Linked DNA regions of Homo sapiens: regions 2 and 3 are each linked to region 1. Evidence: chromatin loops called from intact Hi-C (ENCODE). Cell type or tissue: PC-3. All regions are shown on one strand. Each heading gives the region's core, and the rest is flanking DNA. Links, peaks and the distances in the headings are about the cores only.

What was found. Hi-C counts contacts between places; a loop is a spot of excess contacts. Peaks named below come from ENCODE experiments on the same cell type or tissue, not always from the same donor. Only the 100,000 strongest peaks of a DNase experiment are listed, where the experiment ranks them.
Region 2: it touches region 1 in a loop (6-fold over the local background); 3 of 110 quality-filtered maps call a loop at or near these places.
Region 3: it touches region 1 in a loop (10-fold over the local background); 2 of 110 quality-filtered maps call a loop at or near these places.

Annotation. Positions count from the first base shown.
Region 1 is chr4:144,576,752-144,585,767 of GRCh38, forward strand. No RefSeq gene overlaps it. Among named protein-coding and RNA genes, the nearest start is that of HHIP-AS1, 65 kb to the right of the region's middle. In PC-3, for the core only: no CTCF peak of the experiment used is centred there; DNase peaks (open chromatin) are centred at 2,860, 5,540, 5,850, 6,400 and 2 weaker places; H3K4me3 peaks cover 1,664 bases; H3K27ac peaks cover 4,824 bases.
Region 2 is chr4:145,059,477-145,064,476 of GRCh38, forward strand. All of the region lies in intron 4 of ANAPC10 (anaphase promoting complex subunit 10), which reads right to left. Among named protein-coding and RNA genes, the nearest start is that of ANAPC10, 36 kb to the right of the region's middle. In PC-3, for the core only: a CTCF peak has its summit at 2,057 (motif pointing left); no DNase peak of the experiment used is centred there.
Region 3 is chr4:144,704,843-144,713,858 of GRCh38, forward strand. It overlaps HHIP (hedgehog interacting protein), which reads left to right. Exons shown (of 13, transcript NM_022475.3): 5 at 1,689-1,840; 6 at 2,245-2,418; 7 at 3,326-3,469; 8 at 7,108-7,229. LOC124900791 (a long non-coding RNA gene) reads right to left here. Exons shown (of 2, transcript XR_007058289.1): 2 at 1-118. Among named protein-coding and RNA genes, the nearest start is that of HHIP, 63 kb to the left of the region's middle. In PC-3, for the core only: no CTCF peak of the experiment used is centred there; DNase peaks (open chromatin) are centred at 4,489 and 5,519; H3K27ac peaks cover 2,029 bases.

The DNA of each region.
Region 1 (9,016 bases), core at 2,417-7,416:
TTTGGGGTGGCCTCTGCCTCCATCTAGATGACCCCATTAGAGACCAGATTCTCTCCTTCTCTCCACACTGGAGGTTGGCACCAACCTCAGCCATCCACATTCATGGTCACCAGATGCTGCTGACATCTGAGGATGCACATTCAGAGATAATGTGTTTGCCTTACATTTTAAGCAAAGTACTTGCATGTGTACTCTGATTAGACAGACAGGGACTGCTACCCCAGAAGCATCTCAGCTGTGTGAGAGAGGCATCTACCCCTAAAAATCTGCCATTTGTTAGCAAGAAATATAAAGAAATTGATTCTAAGTAGACAATCAACAAATGTCTAGTTTGTAACAAGTGGGAGGTTTTGTTTTTGTTTTTTTGGGTTTGTTCCCCCAGTTTTATTTTCTACTGTTCTAAATTCTATGGACCCCATAAGTTTTTACATTTAAACAACAAGCATTTACTTAGAATCTAAATCATGGTTTCTGCCCCACCTCCAGGCAGATTTTAGACTGGTTAAAGGAACGGTTATTTCAATAACAAAAGGAGAGTGCTATGATTTGAATGTTTGTCCCCTCCAAAACTTACCTTGAAACTTAATCCTCAATGTGATGTATTGAGAGGTGGGGCCTTTAAGAGATGGGGCCTTTAAGAGGCAGAGCCCTCATGAATGTATTAATCCATCCATAGATCAACGGCATAATGACTTAATGGGCTATCTGGAGGTGGTACTAGTAGCTGTAAGAAAAGTAAGAGAGGCCTGAGCTGGCACTCTCAGTCCCTCCCCATGTGATGCCCTGTGGCTCCTTGGGACTCTGTGGAGAGTCCTCACCAATAACAAGGCCCTCACCAGCCACCCAGTAACTTGAGAGGCTGAGATGGAAGGAGACCACCTCAGAAAAAAAAAAAGCCCTCACCTCACAAGACTATCCCTCTCAACCTTGCACTTCCCACCCTCCAGAACGGTAGGAATTAAATTTTGTTTCTTTATAAATTATCCAGCTTCAGGTATTCTGCTTTGAGCAACCAAAACTAGATTAAGACAGAAAGACTCGATGAAAATAAATAAATCAGAAACAAATAGGTGTGGGGAAGATATTGTTGATGAAATATGGGGAGAGGTATAAGTCAGTGACCTGAAAAACATGGAGAAAGAAGATAGACAACAGGCTCAGTGGGGAAAGGGGGCAGAAGACGATGTACGGAAGGGGTTGGGGTCAGATTGTGAAGTGCCTTGTGTACAAGTGTGGGGAGTTTGAAATTGATCAATGGAAATCAGGTATAAATATGTTCAGATTTGTTTGGAGAAGCGGACTCCATGGTTGTGGTTTTCAAAAGCCTGTAAGTATAACTTATGGACATTAATATAGGTGGCCTAATTACAGTAACTCTGAGCCCTCCATTACTGCAGAATCTCAGTCCTCTCTGTCTCCGACGTATGTGCATCCTTCAAAGCCTCTCTAGTGTTTTTCTGAGGTTTCAACATTGAACCTGTTGCACTGCAGATTGTCAACTGCAGTTACCAGGAGCACTGGTCATATTCTCCTTCCCAGCTCTTGCTTCTGTATGTCCTTATTCACTGTCCAAGAAGCCACTTCAGGAAACTTCATTATCAATGATGCTAGCTCACCTATCAAGAAAGGGAACTGCTGGTCTGCAGGGCTCTGGAGTGGTGCTGGGTTCCATGCAAGGGACTTAGAAGGGTTGTTGCCTTAATTCTTGTCACCAGGGCTCTAAAACCATTGTTTGTGCCCCAAAATGGACAAAGTGAGACTCATAAAAATGCTTTCTTCAATCTCTGTCTGTTTAATCATGGATGTTCAATTTTTTTTCAAGGGACATGGTAGGATCCAAACATGGTAACTTCATCTCCCTCATCTTCCTCAAAAGTCTATGCACACACAAAATTTGCTCCTTCTGCTCCAGCAACAAAGCCATATTGAGATACAAGCAGAGATAAAGGGAGAAGGAGATTGGCCCTTTACACTGCCAGGCTGGGGTCTCTGACATTTTCACATAATGATTTACCATTTATGTTCAATCCAGTGCCTGACACATCAAAGGACTTGAGTGTTGTTCATTGGATAAATGCACATGCAAACCATGTAAAGAATACACTGGTGACAGAAGAGAATAGTGATTCAGAGGCTAACTATTGTTGTCTTAGGAGCACTAAACTAAGATACCAGCAGATGAGGGTAACTTTGAGAAACATTTCTGAGATGGAATCATCGGATATTTGCAAATGGCTTCTCCTCTTACACTTTTCAAAAAGAATAACGGAGAAAAACATAGGTGCAGGCCAGGCATGGTGGCTCACGCCTGTAATCCGAGCACTTTGGGAGGCTGAGGCGGGCAGATCAGCTGAGGTCAGGAGTTCAAGACCAGCCTGACCAACATGGAGAAACCCCATCTCTACTAAAAATACAAAATTAGCTGGGCATGGAGGCGCATGCCTGTAATCCCAGCTACTCGGGAGGCTGAGGCAGGAGGATCACTTGAACCTGGGAGGCAGAGGTTGCGGTGAGCCAAGATTGCACCATTGCACTCCAGCCTGGGCAACAAGAGTGAGACTCCATCTCAAGAAAAAAAAAAAAAGAAACCAACAAATGTCCAGTACAGGTTTTCTTTTACTAATGCTGACCTTCTATTGTACAACCTTAAGTTCCTTGGTTCTCACTAAATATATGCCAAACACAGAGCTATTATCATTGATACCCTCCATCAGGACAGTTGGAGACTCAGGAGATTCTAGAAATCCTAGAAAATCTTCAGAAAAAGCAAAGGTCCAAGTACCTGAAACAGAGCCAATAAGAAGGATCAAGATTTCCTGTGTGGAGGCATTACTCATGGGAAATTTTAGGGGCTAGGTTATATAGAAGGAAGAGTTCAGGATGCAGGAAGTGAGCATGTATGAGAAGAAATATCAAGAAAAATACTAATAGCTAAGGAGGGATGCTTGGGTAGATGATCTAGCTAGGTTTAAATAATAATGACAATAAAAATAGTAAAAACAAAACAATTACTACCTCTTATTGAATTCAAATATGTGCCAGACAATATATCATCTGCTTTATATATGATACTATATTTATTTCTCATAACTAGGATGTGAGTCAGGCATTCTTATGTGTCTTAGTGATAAGAACAGAGACTGAGAAAGATGAAGAATTTTGTCCAAAGATGATTTCAAAACAAGGCTTTTTGACTTCAAAATATGATCCTCTCTGTGAAATTTTTATCTTCATGCTTCAGATGCCAAGAAAATTTAAATTGCTATTGGTGTAGAAAAACAAAACATCACTAAATGCTACTATCCCTTGTCAACCAATCAACTCAAAGTAATTTACAGGGTATAATCTTATTTGATCCTGATATATATATATATTATATTTTATATATACTTTTATATATATATTTTATATATACTTTTCTTATTTTCCATATGCTCTTCTGTCATAAAATTCTTTAAAAAAAAGAAAAAAGATTACTTGGAATATAATAAGTGCTTTCATTATACTTGTTCCCAATTCAGAAAGATAAGCCTTGCCTGCCTGTTGACCCTGAGTTTTCAAACTCAGTGGCAAAGGAGTTGATACATGAATTTAATTATGAATTATTTCCTTTTTGACAACCAAATCTTATGCAGTTTAAAAAATCCTCTATACTATTCAAATATTCCTTGGAAATATAAGAGGCTACTTAATACAGAAATTTGAAACTAAATGTTAGAGAAATGTACTAGTAGCAGTAATAGTCTTGGCAGTCAATGAGAATGAAAGAATCAAGAGTTTCTCCCTTCAGACATCAGATCTCACTTCAGATGTCAGATCTGTGTCATGACTCTGAATTGAAGAACTTGTAGATTACAATCAACAAGGTAAATGTAAGCAATGTAAACAGACACACATGATTTGATGGACTGCAAGACTGAGATCACAAATTCCTTATTAATTATATGTTGAAACTGATACGGGAGAGAGACAGGGAAACGCTGGGTAGAGAAAGGCGGGGTTCCTGCCGAGGGTTCCACCCTGGGGCTTGTGCCCACAGACCTAGGTGAGGACAGGCACTCCTGTTTCTGTGCCCAAATGTTGCATTTTCCAAGATTACCCTGGCCTACCATGCCCCCCGCATCCCGGACCTATAAAAACACTGATACCATAGCAGGCACACACAAAAGCGGCTGGACGTGGAGAGGAACACAGCCACAGAAGAATACACAGACACCGGCAGTCCATCCACTGCGCAACAACACAGACGCCCAGGGAAATTTGTCGAGGGCAGTCGGAGGAGAGCCCTGCCCCTGAGCAGCCCAACTCCAGCGGAAGACCACCTTCCCACTCCATCCCCCTTTTGGCTCCCCATCCATCTGCTGAGAGCTACTTCCACCACTCAATAAAAAACCTTGCACCCATCCTCCAAGCCCACATGTGATCCGATTTTTCCGGTACACTAAGGCAAGAACCCGGGAAACAGAAACCCCACTGTCCTTGTGATAAGACAGAAGGTCTAATTGAGCTGATTAACACAACCCGCCTGAGGATGGCCAAGCTGAAAGAGCACACTATAATACACGCCCACTGGGGCTTCAGGAGCTATAAACACTCAACCCTAGATGCTGCCGTGTTGTCAGAGCACAAGCTCCCCACGACCTGCCCGTCTGCATGCTCCCCCTAGGGGTTTGAGATGTGGGACCCTGAAGAAATGATTTACACCCCATTGTATGCCCTGTGAAGGGGATAAGGGAACTTTTCCCATTTCAAAACTAACAGTCTACTTCTGGGAGAGTAAAAAGTGAACAGTTTATTAATTTTGGGAAAAGGTACTTCATTGATCCATCTCTTTTTTTTCTCAAGCATAAATCACCTTCAGTTTTCTGAATCACCATTGCCTCCAAATTAAGATTCAAAAGCGGGTGAAGAGGCTGGAAGGTACCTAGAACCCTTGAATGTGGGCCAAAAGCCAGACACAGAGGGGTGTGAACCCAGTACATACTCAACTTCTTTACACCTAGGTGAGCTGAGACTCTGGAAATGTGGCAGAACACTGGAGCATGTGACTTTGGATCAAATAAGTTCTCAGAAATTTATTTGGATTTGCAATCATTACAGAAAGAGGAATTTCTAAGGACTTGGGGACCCACTTGAACAGGGTGAGCCCTTACAGAATTGTGTAAAACTAAATTTTCATCAGTGTTCTCTGGGGGACTCTCAGAAAGACTGCAATCCTCTGGATGCCTGCATTTTCTTCCATGCATTTCAAGACACCTGGAATAGATATTCTTTAAAAAGGAAAAAAAAGGGTCAAGGTTGAAACAAAGCCCTTAAAGCATCTGTGCACCCCTGGAATTCCCAAGGATTCAGAATGATCCTGTTGTGATCTGGAGACTCCATAAGTGTCGTTAAGCTGGGCAATTTGGACCCACTACAAAGAAAACTCAGTGGTCCAGTCCTCAGACTCTCAGACTTTGGGGTGGGCCCACTGATTACCTCCCAATCAAAATGTCCATTCTGTATTCCTGGATGCCATTTTCATGCCTCACCTTAATGTACAATGAAAGGCATTTAGTTATGGCTCCATTCCAAGGAAGAGGCCTTATTAACTTGCTGCCCAAGTCCAAGTTAGAAATGCACATATATATTCCCAAATGGGAATACCTGTGTAACTTTGAATCAAAGAGCAAATTTCACGGTAGCAAAGCCGAGGGCCGACTTTTAGCTTCATCTTCTAGAAAACTATCCAGCCATGTACATCAGCTAGAGTTTTAAAGCCAAACAAATACTGAAGGAAAAACGAAGAATTTTAAAGGAGAATGAAACAACCACAACAGGACAAATAATCCTGAATCACAAATGAGAACACTCCCATTGGCAGAGACACAAAGGTAATATTTTCACTAGAATGAATAGTCCTAGAAAAATTTATTCTCCAATATCAGACACAACCAGGCCTTTTCCTTCCATATGAGACATGAATGTCTCCTTTTTCCACTTCATCGTTTTCAGTTATCCAAACAAAATTTTAGCAGCAGAAAAAATAATGAATTTAGTCTGTTTAGGTCCAGTATTTCCTCGTTAATGTATTAACTCCCTGGCAGTAGTCAAACCATGCACTCTTCCTCCGGAATATTTCTTTCTCTTTTATCACCTTTAGAATTTCAGTGTCACTGAATAACTTCTATTTAATTTTGTCCCAGTGCAAGAAGCAGACACCTTAAGAGCACGTTAATTTCATCGTGACTGAAACTTTGGGAGACCTTGTATACCACAGAGGCAGACTGCTGTTTAAAACTTTCTTTTTTTTAATGTGTGTCAGAGCACTTTAACTTCAACCACTCTGCTAAGAGGCTGTTGTTTTAGTTCAAAGTGTACACAAAGGAGAGGATCACCACGTATGAACTAATATTTGCTTAACTGTCTTCATTTCCTCATTGCCCTGCAATTCAAGTGCTCTGTATTCCTTTTTTCAGCAGTCATAGCATTAAGTGAAGAAAAATTGTGTTGCTCGTAAGCCCAGCATATGCCAAAGAGTCTAGTATTTGCTCTAGTGTTTCTCACAACCATGTGTTAAATGATACTTTACTTTCATAGCTAAGTGAGGCAATGTGGGGTGAGATTAAAGGAGCAAGCCTGCACAATGTGCACATGTACCCTAAAACTTAAAGTATAAAAAAAAAAAAAAAAAAAAGGAGCAAGCGGCAAAGGATAGAGTGTGGCCTGGAAGGTTAGCTCAGGTAAGGTCTCTCCCACCGAGTTGCTACTCCATATTCCAGAAGCTAGAGTGTCCATTTCTCCTCCCTTAGGTAATTATTTTGAAAATTAATGACTGCCACCCTGAGTGGTAAGATTAAAGTAACTTAAATAGAAAACCAATACCAACAAAAGAAAGAGACAGAGATAGAGACAGAGAGGGTGGGAAAGAGAGAAGTGGGGAGAAGAATAAAAGGAGGGAAAGGGAGGGGAGGTGAAAGAAAAGATAGAAAAATTGTCCCTTTCAGAAGAAGATATGGAAATCCACCAAGGGCAGTCATCCCAGCAGCTCACTGCTCTCTGCTGTGGGCAATAGTTGGGTTTGATCCAACATTGTCAATTATTCACTCTCAAAGCTTTCATAAGTCTTGAAGTTGCAACACAGAGCAGCAGTATCAAAGCTTGAAGTGGAATAAAGAGAGGAAGAATAACATCCTAACTCCTTGAATGTTACTACATCTCTGCATTTGAAAAGATTTCAAAGTGCCTTCCTTATTGCTCATTATCATTCCTCCACCTGACTTTCATTTTTCTCTTCCCTTGTCTCTCCTTCCATAGACCCCACCACACAGCATATCTAGTGGATACTGTCTAAATTGTGGAGGGTAGTGGAAGGAAAGAAAGAAGTTCTGCTTCTTCACACCTCTCCACCAGCTCCTTCTTCCATCCTTCTCACCAGACGTCCCAGCCATGTGGGCTTGCAGCCAGTGGCTTCTCCAACACTAGCTCTGATGGTAGCCCCCATAGTTTCAAAATCAAGATTCCCAGTGTCACTTTGCCCTTTTGCCCATTTCAGAAATGATATTTAGGCTTCCTAGAGCTCCTAAAGATCCAAATGCTGTATCTTCTTTATCCACCCCTTCATTGACACTGCAGCTTTGATCCGTCTAATGAACTGCACGGAGAGCAAAGCTGCTGACCCTCTCAGTGCTTGGTAACAGCATTACTTACTGGCCTATCAAAACAATGTCTGTGTATACTTGATCCCCAGAGACTCCCAACCTTCCCTCAGTGTTATTATACAATAAAGCTCTCTTTATAAGATTGGTTTTCAGTTGAGTATTTGAAATCGAGAGGGGTAAGGCAAGTTGTATTTGCCTTCACAGTTTCACACTATTCATCTCTAGAGGGAGCATGTGTCTCTTTTGGACCACTGGGCATTGTAGAGCTGAGCCAGGAAGTACAAAACTGTGTTCTTCCTCTGCCCGTCCATAAACCATGCTCCATGCCCAGAGCCAAGCAAGGGAGCAGAGAGCCCTGCTCTCCACAGCAGCTAAGCCTGTGGTCTCTCCTTCAGGCCAGATTTTGGGAGGCACCGGGCCTCCCCAGGGAACAGAGCCTAGAACTATAGTGAGCTACCTCTGAACATAAGTGTTTTACTGTCCTCCTAAGGCCAACACCTCTCCACCCCCCTCCAAAGTCCTTTTGGATTTCTTCCCTTTGCAGGCCCCACCGAAATGTCTCCCCACTCAGTCAACACAGCAGTTGTCTCTGGCTGGGCTCTAAGAGCAGTAAATAGGTCGATTGTGACAAAAAGGTTTCAGTCGTTGCAATTGCTTCTTGCTGCAGGTGGGAAAGAGGTTCTCATGTGAGGTTCACATCAGGTTCTGTGTATTACTACAGCAGATCTTACCTGTTGATTTGTTTTTTCTTCTTCTTCTTCTTTTCCTCTGGCCCCTGGCCCATTTTTGCAAATGTAAGAGTGTCATTTCTTCAACAAACAAAGGATTTCCTCCACACTCTCATAGGTTTGGTAAAACTCCATGGTTTGAATATTTCTTTTCTCCACTTAGGAGTTCTTTCCAAAAAAGCACTACACTACAAGTGCTATTGGATGGCATGCAATGTCAGGCTATTTTTTTTTCCATTTCATTTTATTTTGAATTCAAACACTAGCAAAACCTGAAGCCCATAAGCCCCGTTCCCTGTCCATGCCTGGGCTTTCACAAGGTTGTATCCTAGTTATGTAGAGACTGCACATCTAAGTTCTTTTCTTGGGTCTGCTCTTTTATTAAGAAAGAAATGGACAAGGAGTCAAAATAATGACATTAGATTTTGCTACTGCCTGGTTAATTCTTTTCTTTGGGGAAAGAATGTTGCAGAAATAGATTGAAAAACAGTTTTTTAAAGTTTTGAAATGATCTACAGATATAATAACCATTTACTGAGTGCTTACTTCAGTCATCGGGTTATGTGTGTACTGCTTTATTAATCAATTCAATAATTAAACTGAAGGTATTAATACTACCCCCATTTTACAGATGTGTAAATAAGCTCA
Region 2 (5,000 bases), core at 1-5,000, 480 kb after region 1:
AAATTCACTTAAGCACTCGATCTTGTGCTCTTGTGCTCTATCAATATTTTATCCTTTCATGGCCACAAATTTTAGAAGCAATAAACCAAAGGACAACTTTCACATATGCTGAAAGTGTCTACTTAACCTTAACAAGTTGTTTCTCATATAACAATATAGAAATAATTTGAGAACTGTCACAGTGTGTCTAAAAAACACTTTAGTTTCATATTTAAGTACAAAATATTCTACAATAATTTTTAAAAACAACAATAACTAGTTAGCAAACTGAAAAGGACTTTAAGTATCCTTGAATTTCAGCTAGAGATATTTTCTAAAATGCTATAATGATCACATCTAAAATATAATGTTCTTTGGTCCATTGCTCTAAATGATAAAAAAAAAATCTCACACATTATTTTTCCTTCTGAGAGCAAAAGAAAAGAACAACATTAAATCAAAACATAATGCTAAAACGCAAGGGATTTAAGAATTTAAAAACTACCATCTTGATTTGAAAATTTCTCTTGAATAACATGAATTCATGCACAAAAGTAACCCAACTGAGATGAAGCATTCTGCAAAGAAAGACAGTGTAGACTCAGAAATGCTAAATTATCACTTCTATATAGAAATAGTCTCTTGTGTAGAAGCAATAAATTGCAAACATCTTATAAAGTGTTCTTAAATTGTTGGTTTTCAATTTATGTGGAATAGGATATTTTGAATACAAGAAAGTAGAACGAGAAGCATAAATAATTTCAATTTTGTCATTAAAAATATTCTGTTTGGCCAAATCCAGTTTTAGTATCTTGTGACTATTCAGCAGAAAGTTCAATTTAAGTCCTCAGGTATAGTGGTTAAAATACACATTCTAGGGTATTAAAGGAAGGGTCTGATGCCTTTGTAGAGAGTTATCAATAGAAGTAACAAAGATCTAGATACAATACATGCTTCATAACTAAAATGAAGGAAAATAAATAGGATAGAAAAAGAATAATTTATTGCTAAATAAGGCAGCTATATGCTTTTCTCAACTTAGACTATTTTTTAAGTTACTACTTCAAATCAACAATTACAAAAAATAAGCATCTCAAGTAAACAAATTCATAATTTCTAGTGAAAAAAAAAGGAAAATCTATTAAAACATTTCAATACACACTACACTACACCCTCCAGTGGGCAAACATCCACGGAAAAATAAAAAAGATTTAGGTGGATTTTCCACTCAGTTAAATCAGTACTATAACTAATGAAATGATGACTCTGAAAACCTCATAAAAATTCACACTATTTTAATAACTTGTTTTAGTATATGAGTCAGAAGCAGCAAAGTTTTTTTTATATATTTAGATATTGTGGTAGAATAACAGAAAAAATAAAATCATGATCTGCTTCATCTTTCCTTAAAAAGCAAAGTGCTATCAGGCTCCTATTTAACTTAGAAAGAAAAAAAGGTAAACAGTATAAATCTCATACAAAGATGTATAATTAAAAGATAAAAGTATTCATATCACGAGCTGCAAAAGCTAGGCACTAACAATTTAAAGCAACATCCAAAAATTGTAGTTCCTGAGTGAGAACTATGGCAGAAAAGTAGTATGTTCATTAAGTTTTCCAGGAAAACAACTCACATTATCACCTGATAATATTTTGTATTACTGGTCTCATGAGGCTATGTGGTCACTAAATAGAAATATAAACACACTTAGAAAAAATTAAGAGACTACCTATAAGAGCTCTTTTTCTATATGGCTAATGTTTCAGCACTTAGATGACATAATAGAAGCAAAGACTAGATTAAAAGTATTTTACAAGGTCCAAATATCGCTTAAAGTTTCTCCTGTTAACTTCTCAAAATCCTTATTTAATGTCAGTAAAATTTACAATAGAATACAAAACATCTTTAATACAGATACCTAGAAATTTCATATGAATATGTACACTTCCCAAAAATGCATCAAAGAGTTCTTGAATATATATTCTCCAGGAAAAACAAGTACAACTAAGATTACATGAGGTCTTGAACTTAGTACAAATAGGCTACGAAACTAGAAAATAAAGGACAACAGTGACATCTAGAGGAGGTTTCAAATATATACCACGTATATCAAATCAAAACATTTTATTGCTAGTGTTTCACTTATCACAACTGCCTGAGGAGCTATATGATAAATCTTTAGTTATAAATCAAAACAAGCCAACTCTACTTATAAAAGGCTTACCAATATGAGTGATCCAATCATTTGGTAATGTGAAATTTTTAATAAAATACAATTTAATACGTCAAGTCATCAGAGAACTAAACACTGATTAAATGTATCAGATATGTGACTAAAAGAAGGGCTGTCAATTGGTCCAAAAATAAGAGGCCAGGCGCGGTGGCTCAAACCTGTAATCTCAGCACTTTGGGAGGCCGAGGTGGATAGATCACTTGAGGTCAGGAGTTTGAGATCAGCCTGGCCAACATGGCAAAACCCCATCTCTACTAAAAATACAAAGGAGGCTGAGGCAGGAGAATCACTTGAACCTGGGAGGCAGAGGCTGCAGTGAGCTGAGATCAGGCCATTGCACTCCAGCCTGGGTGACAGAGCAAGACTCTGTCAAAAAAAGAAAAAAAAAAAAGATTATGATAAAAAAATTTAAAATATTCTGAATTTAAGAAGCACTGGGTGAATAGAAAAACTTAAGAAGACTAAGAGCTGATTTATTTATTAATCTATTCAAGCACAGGAAGTACACATCAACCAGCATGGCCTGTCAGACAAAAGAAGAAATGTTTTTAAATTAAAAGAAAACTAATTTACAACAATTTTTCAATTTTTCAGAAGCTGAAATTAGTTTTCAAGAAGGGTTTCTTAAAAGTAAGGGCTGGGCATGGTGGCTCACGCCTGTAATCCTAGCACTTTGGGAGGCCGAGAGAGGCAGATCACTTGAGGCCGGAGTTCGAGACCAACCTGGCCAAAACAGCGAAACTCCATCTCTACTAAAAATAGAAAAAATTAGCTGGGCATGGTGGCGCATTCCTGTAATCCCAGCTACTCAAGAGGCTGAGGTTTAAGAATTGTTTGAACCTGGGAGGTGGAGGTTGCAGTGAGCCAAGATCATACCACTGCACTCCAGTGTGGGTGACAGAGTAAGACTCCGTCTCCAAAGAAAAGAAAAAAAAAAAGTAAATTAAGATAATTGTCTATAACAAGACCAAGAAGTTATCTCAAAGTAACAAACAACCTGAGTTCAGATGTCAGCAAGATGGCACTCCCATGTTCACTGCAGCATTATTCACAATAGCTAAGATATAGAATCAACCTAAGTATTCATCAATGAATGGGTAAATAAACTGTGGGGTATATATACCCAATGGAATATTATACAGCCCTAAAGAGAAGGAAATCCTGTCATTTGCAGCAGCGTGGATGGAACTGGAGAACACTATTGTTAAATGAAACAAGCCAGGCACAGAAAGACAAATACCACATGATCTTATTTACATATGGAATATTAAAAAGTTGAACTCAGAAGCAGAAGGAGAATGATAGTTTCTAGGGGCTATAATGGAAGGAGGGATTGGGGAGATGTTGGTCAAAGGGTACAAAATTTCAGTTAGATAGGAAGAATAAAATCAAGAGATCCAGTATATAACAGTGACTACATTAATAAACAATGTGTTATATTCTTGAAGATTGCTAAGAGAGTGGATTTTGAGAGTTCTCACCACAAAAAAGTGGTATGTGAAGTAATGCATATGTTAACTAGCTTTATTCAGTCATTCTACAAAGTATATATATTTCAAAACATCATACTGTACATGATACATACAATATTTAATAATTTTTTTAAAAACAATGAATATCTCAAAAGACAAAACAACAACAAAAATACCTTGGACAATATCCTCACCTGTTCTTATTTGTCAATACATATGCAAGTTTTACGAGAACAACACTTACTTAATAAGAAAACAATGAAAGTACATGTGATTTCTATTAAGTATTTTATTACTAACTCAGATTAAACATAAATTTAGAGACACGGTCTTAATATAAACACTAAGTCAAATAAGAGCCAAGACCACAAATTAACTGGAGGCCTTTCAAAGATCACAAGTGCTTCCCAAATCTCTCAGAACCACCAGATTTTAATGATTATTTGGGCTTAATGATTTTCTGACCAAAAAATGTCAACAGCCACAGCTTCACAATTATGTAGTTCAAAGTCATTGAAAATACCTCTGAAATACTTCAGGACTAAAGCACTGTCCTAATAACTTCATGCAGGATAAATATATTGTGGTATATTCAAACAGTGAAATACAACTCAGAAGTAAAAAAGAATGAAGCAGTGACACATTCAACTACGTGGACAAATCTCAAAAACCCTAGGCTGAGTGAAAGAAGCCATACATAAAAGTTATATCCTGTATGACTCTGTTCATATGACATTGTAAAACAGGCAATATGGATCTATGATAAAAAATCAATCAATCAATAAAATCAGTATAATAGTTATTTCTGAGGGTAGGATAGAGATGAAGACTGAACTGCGAACAGATATGATGGAATTCTCTGGAGTGGTGGAAATGTTCTATATTTTAACAGGAGTTGGGATTACATAAATGTATGTGTTTGTCAAAACTCACCAAGTAATATACTTAAGATTATGCAAAATTGTGCATAAATTTTATCTTAAAAAATGAAAATTAAGCAAATGTTGATAACTCTACCAATATATCACACTGGTATTTGGGGTGAAATGGACAAATATGCACAAGTTATTTTTAAATGCACAAAAAAATTAGATGGACAGATTGTAATAAAGCAAATATAGCAAAATATTAACAACTGAAGAATCTAGGAAGTGAGTATACTGGCATTCACTGTACAATTCTTTGAGTTTTTCTGTATGTCTGAAAATTTCAATAATAAAATATTGTGGAAAAAATAAAGAGAACAATCAGAATTCAGAAGAAAAAAATTTTACACTCAAACATGTTTTCTCCAATATTTTTCTCTTATATATTA
Region 3 (9,016 bases), core at 2,502-7,501, 130 kb after region 1:
CTTACATATCCTAGCTTCCAGTGTCTCAGAAGAAAGCCAAAAGATTTTTATTTAATGAAGATTTAAGCAGAAAAACAGCACCATCGAGTCAATATTAAAATCACCAGAACAAGATAATCTGAAAAACAGAGAGTCATTCATATATCGGTCATTAGAGTTTTACCTTTATGATTAAAATTAAAATTATGCATATTGTGATGTGGAGGAAAGTTGACTTTTTGACATTTAAATAATGACTTGGTCGTTCTGTGTATTTGCAGCCATTTTAATATTTGTATGTTCTGAAAGTTTGGATATTCTACTTTGGGTGATCTATACCTAAAAACAGTTTTCTCTAAGCCAGGAAACAAATCGATGTTTATTAAAAGTAAACTTTTCTGCCTAAACCTTTCAATTCTGAACTCCATGTAAAATAAGAACTACAAACAGTTCTATGCTTTGCTAGTAACATATACTATTGTGTGGGGGACAAAAACATGAGAGTGCTTCCATGACTGAACATGACCTTGTGAAGAGGTTGCAGTATTAGAGATTTTTTTTTCTCTGCTAACACTTGAGAAGGAATAACTTCTCATAGCTTTTTGCCATACGCTATGTCGTGATGTTTAATGGAATAAATAAGGTGATGTGCCATCAGCAGTTGCAGCGTTCAATTTCTATGCCATGTTTTTCTCCGAGAAAGTGCTTCCTGGCTTTACTAGTATGTGAACTTTAAGGCTCTGATCTAGATAATTTTAGATACTTTGATTTCATTATAGAAATTCCTAGACTATTTGTGGGATAAAACAAAGGCTAAGACCATATTGAATTTCAACAAGTTGAATTAGCAGAAAATGAAGATAAAATGCCTTTCTATTTAAGAACATGAAGATGTTTTAATTGTTATAGCATTTGGCATGCCTAATGTATACAATCCTTGACATTCATATAATAACACAAGAAAGTTGTTTGGGATTTTGCTTTAATTTCCTAGTGTCCCCTTTCCCCTCTAGCATTTCTCCCACTCCTTCCCCAGCCGTGGCCTTTAGGCATCCTCTGGCTGCTTCATCCTTCTGTAAAGAAAAACCCTATGCAGCGAAGGGATTCATGTAAAACTGCCTCATTTCTAGATAGATAGGCAAGGCTGCCTATTACCTAGCTATGATGAACAGACCACCATCGTTGTGACAACTGATGTAGATGCCTCCAGGGTAAAGCAAAGGTTTACATATTACACAAGCAATTTAACTGTTTTCTAAACATATTGCCAAGACAGTGGGAGTTGGCAGCCCACACTGTGTTTTAGGTTTTGGAGACTTGGATTAGAAGTGACTGTTGATTATGAACCTTTTTATTTGTCTTCTATGAACTACAAGCAACCTAGTAACCCGGGAAAGAATTCTTCACAGCACTTAAACTTGTCCTCCTAGCGGCCCAAGATTACATACACAAATCACTTGACAAAAGTGGTGTAAGACTCTTGTACATAGATAACCACACAAGACAATTGTCTTGTTCTAACCCTTAAAGAGTTCCACAAAGTGAAATGTTTTATAATCCTTTTTTGTGCAGTAGGCAAGGAAGAAAAGAAAGGAGGTTGGGCAAAGATTATCCAAAAGAAAGAAAGAGACTCTTTTGGGGTTCCAGTTGAAACACAATAAAGAACATAATTAACTTTACAATTCTTTGTGTTTTTCATTTGACTGCAGGGAGGAGATGAAAGAGGACTGCTAAGCCTCGCATTCCATCCCAATTACAAGAAAAATGGAAAGTTGTATGTGTCCTATACCACCAACCAAGAACGGTGGGCTATCGGGCCTCATGACCACATTCTTAGGGTTGTGGAATACACAGTATCCAGGTATCACTAAAAGGCATCGAAGCATAGAAATTTCTCATCTTATTTTCTCATCATCTTTTCATAAGTTTTTTTATTTAGAAGTTGCAAATAAGTAACCATAAGGTGGCAATAATTAAATCATTACCTCCATCTTGCTGAAAACTCCATATGTGTCTTTAAGAGAAATGGAGAACAACAATGGTTTTGACATTTTTCCTCAATTATCTCTCAACTTAAAGGCTACCTCTGAAACTTGGAAAATAATGTGATTTTCCAGCAATTTCTGTTAGCTCCATTTCAAATATATGTTTCCTTATTTACTATGTGCCAGGAGTTTGTTTTTTCATTTATATACTATTCACTTTCTGATGGACTCATCTTAAATCTTTTAACAGTCATGGTATTGTTTTCTTCCCACAATGTAGAAAAAATCCACACCAAGTTGATTTGAGAACAGCCAGAGTCTTTCTTGAAGTTGCAGAACTCCACAGAAAGCATCTGGGAGGACAACTGCTCTTTGGCCCTGACGGCTTTTTGTACATCATTCTTGGTGATGGGATGATTACACTGGATGATATGGAAGAAATGGATGGGTTAAGGTAAAAGGCTGATCACAGATGGGTTCCTCTCAAGGTTAAAATAGTTTAAGTGCCAGAAGAAAAGGTGGGCACCAGTGAATTAAGAACCATCTTTGAATGGTCACCTTGGTTAAATACTTAACTTTTGTCATCAGTGTCTGCATTTATGAAATGAAGAGGAATTCACTAATATGCTACGTGATCTTTTGTTTGTCATGAAAAGAGTTACTGTTGTGTAGTTCTCTGTTCCAGGGCTGCCTCTGCTCCACAAAGCACTGAGAAGCAGTGGCCCTGTACAACCATACTGCCTCTCAACACTGTGTAATAGGCTAACACCGCCCAGCGAACCTTCCTGGGAGATATAGAATACATAGGTTTAGGCTGACAAAAATTAAGAGAACAGAGGCAAAAAAAAAAAAGCAGTGTACTACTGATGCCACAGTCCTCAGCCACCATCACACAGTGTCTTGGTTCAGTTGCTTGTCTGGAACGGCCCAGTTTCATTTTCCACAATAAGGAATTTATTTTATTTAATTATTCCTTTATTTATTCAGACAAGGTCTCACTCTATTGCTCAGGCCAGCATGTAGCAGCACCATTATGGCTCACTGTGGCTTCAAACCCCTGGGCTCAAGAGATCCGCCTGGCCGCATGCCACCACATCTGGCTCATTTTAAAATTTTTTGTAGAGATGGAGTCTCGCTATGTTGCCAGGCTGGCCTTGAACTCTTGGCATTAAACAATCCTCTCACCTTGGCTTCCCAAAGTGCTGGGATTACAGACGTGAGCCACTGCATCCAGCCACTTTAATATTTTATTTCAACTAAGGGGATGATTTTTTCATCAATAGAGCAACCTCACCATATTTAATATAGGTGAAATATATAATGAAAATGTAAAACACATACTCTGTCCCCCAATTTCTCAGTGATTTCACAGGCTCAGTGCTACGGCTGGATGTGGACACAGACATGTGCAACGTGCCTTATTCCATACCAAGGAGCAACCCACACTTCAACAGCACCAACCAGCCCCCCGAAGTGTTTGCTCATGGGCTCCACGATCCAGGCAGGTGAGAACACAAGTCTGTCTTCTCACTGGCTTTTAAGCCAGGCGGGGATCCGAGAACTGGGAAAATATAGCATAGAGCATATACCATCACAGAGCAGCCAAAGGTAGTATCTAAGGCCATGCCTCTAAAGTCACAACAGGTCATTACTCAAGTGAGTATTTAGCACACTGTCTTCTATTACTGTGAGAAGCAGATTGAGAAGGCAGATTAGACAACGAAAAGGACAAATTCATGGAGAAAATTTCACCTTAAAATGTGGAGAGGTTATTATCAGATAAACACTATTGGACTAGTATAATGACCAAGACTTTAATCTGAACAGTTTAGAGAGATCAACTTTTTGATTTGTCTCCTTAAATCCCACTAAGTCTTAAGTTCTTTATATATTACATGGCGGTGATAATAACTGCCTTGCTATGATTAAATAAAAATCTGTAAGTAAAGTACCAAATAGTGTGTCTGACTCCTGGTAGGTTTTAAATGAATTGCAATTCTTGTTATCATAGCTTCACTTAAATATGATGCTGCAGTGTTAATTTGCAAGGAGTTGAGCTAAATATTAACTTTTATTTCACTTTGAAAACATTGCAAATACTAAAGGACTCCATATTAACTGTTGGTACTACCATGAACCAAAACAAAGGAAAACTAAAAAGTATGTAGGGTGGGAAATTTGGGGTACATTTTGTAAAAATGCTATGAAGTATAATACAGCAATTTCAGTAACGAAAGCTTCATCCAGTCTATGGTCTATTATTCATACTCAGGGATATCTGGCCACATCCATTTATTCACTAAGTAGGTTATTATTACCATTTAATGTTTATTGAGTGTTCACTATGTGCAAGGTGAATATTTCTCAAACTTTTTATTTTTATAATCCCTCATGCCCTTCATCTCTCCTCCATCAAACCCAAGTCTACAGTTCATTTCCTTTTTGGCATCTCAGCAGATCTTAAAATCTGTGAGACAGGGAATACTTAAGGTGGGTTCAGGATGTGGAGGAAACTGTCACATTCCATTCCTAGAGCTCAGAACTCACAGATACCACCACAAAGCAACACTTTGAAGTCAGGCAGCCTGAGTCACCACAATCCCGCTGGAGCTTTCTCACAACCTTCCTGGGGGTCCTGAACCTCAATGCAAAAACATGGGATGAGGTGCTTTACAGACCAGATGTGTGGCAAGATGCCTGTGCTGCGGAGCCTCCCCACCTCTGGTGGCAGAGGGCTGAAGGAAAAGTTGGTGTTTATATTCCACCTCCCTCCAAAAGTATTCTAAGCAGAAGACGATTTAATAAAGCAGAAAGAAAACTAAATTAATTATTGGCTAAAAATAAAGGGAACTTTTATTAAGCACTTGCTGTGGGGTGCTGAACTAAGTATCTTGTGTACTTTATCTCCTCTCTGCTTCTCAGCAAGGCTCACCATCAGCCCCACTTCTCCCACTCCCCTTTTATTAATAGACTAGTTAAAGGACAGTGATAGATGCACAGCAAAATTGAGAAAAAGGTATAGACATTTTTATATTACCCGTACCTCCACACATGCATAGTCTCTCGCATTATGATCATCCCCCATAGAGAAACATTTGTTATAGTTGATGAACTGACATTGACACGTCATAATCACCCAGAGCCCATGGTTTACATTAGGGTTCACTCTTGGTGTTGTGAATTCTGTAGGTTTAGACAAATGGATAATGACATGTATCCACCATTATAGTATCACCCAGAGAGTTTCACTGGCAGGGCCCTTTTTCACATGAGAAACTGAAGGTTACAAGGGTCAAGCAGTTCTTAGTGGACCTGGTATTCAGCCAGAGCCATAGCTCCAAGCCCCCAGCAACTCTACCTGGCCTGCTTTCCAGATTTGCTGTTTCTTGTTGGAAACAAGTCAAACCTCTTTTTCTCATAGTTTCTCTATCTTCAAAGAAAGGTAATAGAGGAAAATGTTCTCTCCACTATGGATTTAGTTCCACCTTAAGTCACAGCATGACTGTATCATGATCCCTGCCAGGCATTGTCTTCTGTGAATCATTGAACTAGAGAGGACAATAAAGGGACTGTTGCCACAGAACAACTAACCCATCTTTGGCAGGTCACGCTTATGGTTTCCCTATCATGAATGAGATCATTGGGAGCCAAGAGTTTATGTTTTGTTTTTTGTTTGTTCTTTTATAATTTCTACATGACTCTTACGTCTCTTAAGAACCAGCACCAACTCTCAATTTTTTATTTTATTTTTTAAATTTCTTTATTAGCTCCAATGGTTTCATTTTGTTTTTAAGTAATTAATATATTTTGTTGGCCTAGAACAGTGATTCTCAATGGGATAATTTTACCCCCAGGGGACATTTGGCTATGTCTGGGAACATTTTTGGTTTTCACAATTAGAGTGTGATGGGGGTGAGGGAGTGATGCTACTGGCATTTTGCCTGTAGAGGCCAGAGATGCTGCTAAACACCCTACAGTTGGCAGCACAGCCTCCCCAGACAAAAAATTACCTGGCCCAAAATGTCAGCAGTGCCAAGATAGAGAAACCTAAAAACAATGCAAGCCTGTTTTCCACACTTTTGATAACTTCCAAAATTGTATTATATAACTTCATTCTTCCCCCAACCCAAGCTCCTCATACCCAGTCCCTCAGTGATTGAAACATTCCACAAACCTTGAACCCCTCTTATATTCCTGGCTTTGAACCAGATAACAGGAAGATAGTGATGAAGTTGCAAGTCCTCCCCTTATGGAGCTTCCTGTCAGTGGCTTAAGTCACAGAGATACTCTGGCCCCCAGATTAGGGATGGAAAACATGAAAACAGAGTCAACGTAAAAGACCTCGATATTTGTAGGGACCAGCTTTACTATATTCCTGGAATTAAAGCACATGTTTTCCTGTGTTAGAGCAGCCTAAGTTTTAGAATGCAGCAATTTCATGTAAGAAACCCAAAATTAATGTTATAACTAGTACTGTTTTGTGTGGCACAGAGATGAGTTGATGGTAACACTGTTGTTTTTTTTATGTTATTTTACCTTAAGTTCTGGGATACATGTGCTGAACTTGCAGGTTTCTTACATAGGTTTACATGTGCCATGGTAGTTTGCTGCACCTATCAACCCGTCATCTAGGTTTTAAGCCCGTATGCGTTAGGTATTTGTCCTAAGGCTCTTCGTCCCCCTGCACCCCGCCCCCCAACAGGCCCCAGTGTGTGATGTTTCCCTCCCTGTGTCCATGTGTTCTCATTGTTCAACTCCCACTTATGAGTAAGAACAGGCGGTGTTTGGTTTTCTGTTCCTGGATGGTGACACCGATTCTTATTCACAATACTTTACCAGTGTATTATACATGTGATATTCCTTAAGAACAGACTAACAATTGTTTTAAGACAGTGTGCATATTTATAACATAAGAAATTATAAATCATAAGAGAAATTAAGAAATATATTCCAGAGATTAAGCTTCAACCAAGTAAGCAAACACATCGGACTACTTCCTTCAGTGCTTTCTAGAAGATCCAAACTAAATTGCCATAGGATCCTTGCCAGTCCACAAAGGGCTCCTTCCTATGTCAGGAATCTCCAGTCTGAGCTTGGAAAAGATCACGGTAGGAATTAATGTGTATCCCCTCTTGTTATGCAGATGTGCTGTGGATAGACATCCCACTGATATAAACATCAATTTAACGATACTGTGTTCAGACTCCAATGGAAAAAACAGATCATCAGCCAGAATTCTACAGATAATAAAGGGGAAAGATTATGGTATGTAGAGCATAATTTGCTGATTTTGCTTTAGTTCAAGTTTTGTCTTAGTATATTTAGTAATTGAAGAGAAAGGGATTTCTGAAAAATGAGCATTTGGGAAAGCATAAAAACACTGGCCTAACAATCATGCAGGAGTAAATTGCTCACTTTTTAAAGCTCCAGTGACTCTTACAAGCCCTGAGGGTTCCATCTGGTTAATTACCATGGATTGAAAGGTTCTCAGTAGGTCCAAAAAATTTAACCGTCCTTCAAAAGTTAGCAGCTTATATTTTGTTCATCAGAGAATCAAGATGAATAAGTTCTATTCAGTAGGGGAGAGCAGCTTGTCTTAACATCTTATATACAGAGAAAAAACAAGTGTTAAAAGTAAGACATTTCTCAATATCCAACATGCCTGTCTCAGCAGTTAGGAAAATTGTAAGTGATTCAAATAAGAATGTAATTTTTTAAAAAATGTTTATCTTAGAGAAAACAAAGTAATCAACTTGAAAAACAAGTCATGGGAATGGGACATTTAAGCAGTATTTTTAATAACATGATTACTTGAATATTTAGAGAGAACATGTAAAAATATAAAGTTGGATAATAATAAAGTTCAAAACACTTAGTATTTTTTAATATTTTAGTATTTATTCCTTTTGAAGGAAGCAATATATCAACCATTATTATGATTCAGGAAACACAGTAGATTAAGATTATTAAATTGATTGCTTTTTCTATTTACTCATTCAATACAGATATTTATTTAACACCAGGAATGAAGCAGCTGTGTTAGTTCATGTGGTATTCAGTTATTTTACTTTTTTTTCAGGTGTGTGTGTGTGTGTGTGTGTGCACGCGCATCTTTTAAAAGCCAAACCAAAGAGTAATGTGATTTGGAAAAAAAAAAAAAAACTAATGAGTCACTAGCTCGATGGAATTTTGGCTACATTTGTAGATTAAACAAAATTCTACAGTCACATTAATTGAGGTTAAGCTAAAATTGGTTACAATATTAACAGCACTACATTTATTTATTTTAAAACACATCTACAGTGCTTACTACATGCCAGACCCTGTAGTAAGCACTTTATACTCATTTCCTTTACAGAACAACTCTATGTGATAGGCACTATCATTGGCCACATTGTACAAATGAGGAAACTGAGGCACAGAAAGATTAATTGTCACACAACACAAAGTGGCAGAGTCTGGATTTGAATCTGACCAGCCTAACTCCAGAGTTTGTGACCTTAATTATTCAATTATGCTACCTCTCAGTGTGCTCATTATTTAAAATTTCTCTTATCTTTTCTACTTTTTTGTAGTCTCATATACACCATAATCACATGGGAGGGTAAGAGGTCGTTAAAAATTACTATCTTTTCACAAAAGCTTTTGATAAAATCTGTTGATAATGACTTATTTGATCTTAAATACATAAAAGGTAATTTTCAGATTAATTTGCAAGTAGCTTTAGAGCTTTTCCATTACAATTAGCATGCAGATATCCAAGTATGTAATGGCCTGCACAGAAAGATAGAGACACAAGACTATACACATGTAATCAGGAGTTATTGAAATAGACTTTGTTATCCACACAACTCTATAAACAGAACATTAAAATATTTTAAATGAAGATATTACTTGACTAAGTTACAACATTTTCACATATAGAATAAATGCATGTTTAAAGACCTTTTATGTACTATGTTTTTATTTTCATTAAAGTGTAGGCTTTTAAACATTTTACATATTTTGACAGAGCTCTGTCTCAATTTACTCAATATATGCAGAAGCATTTC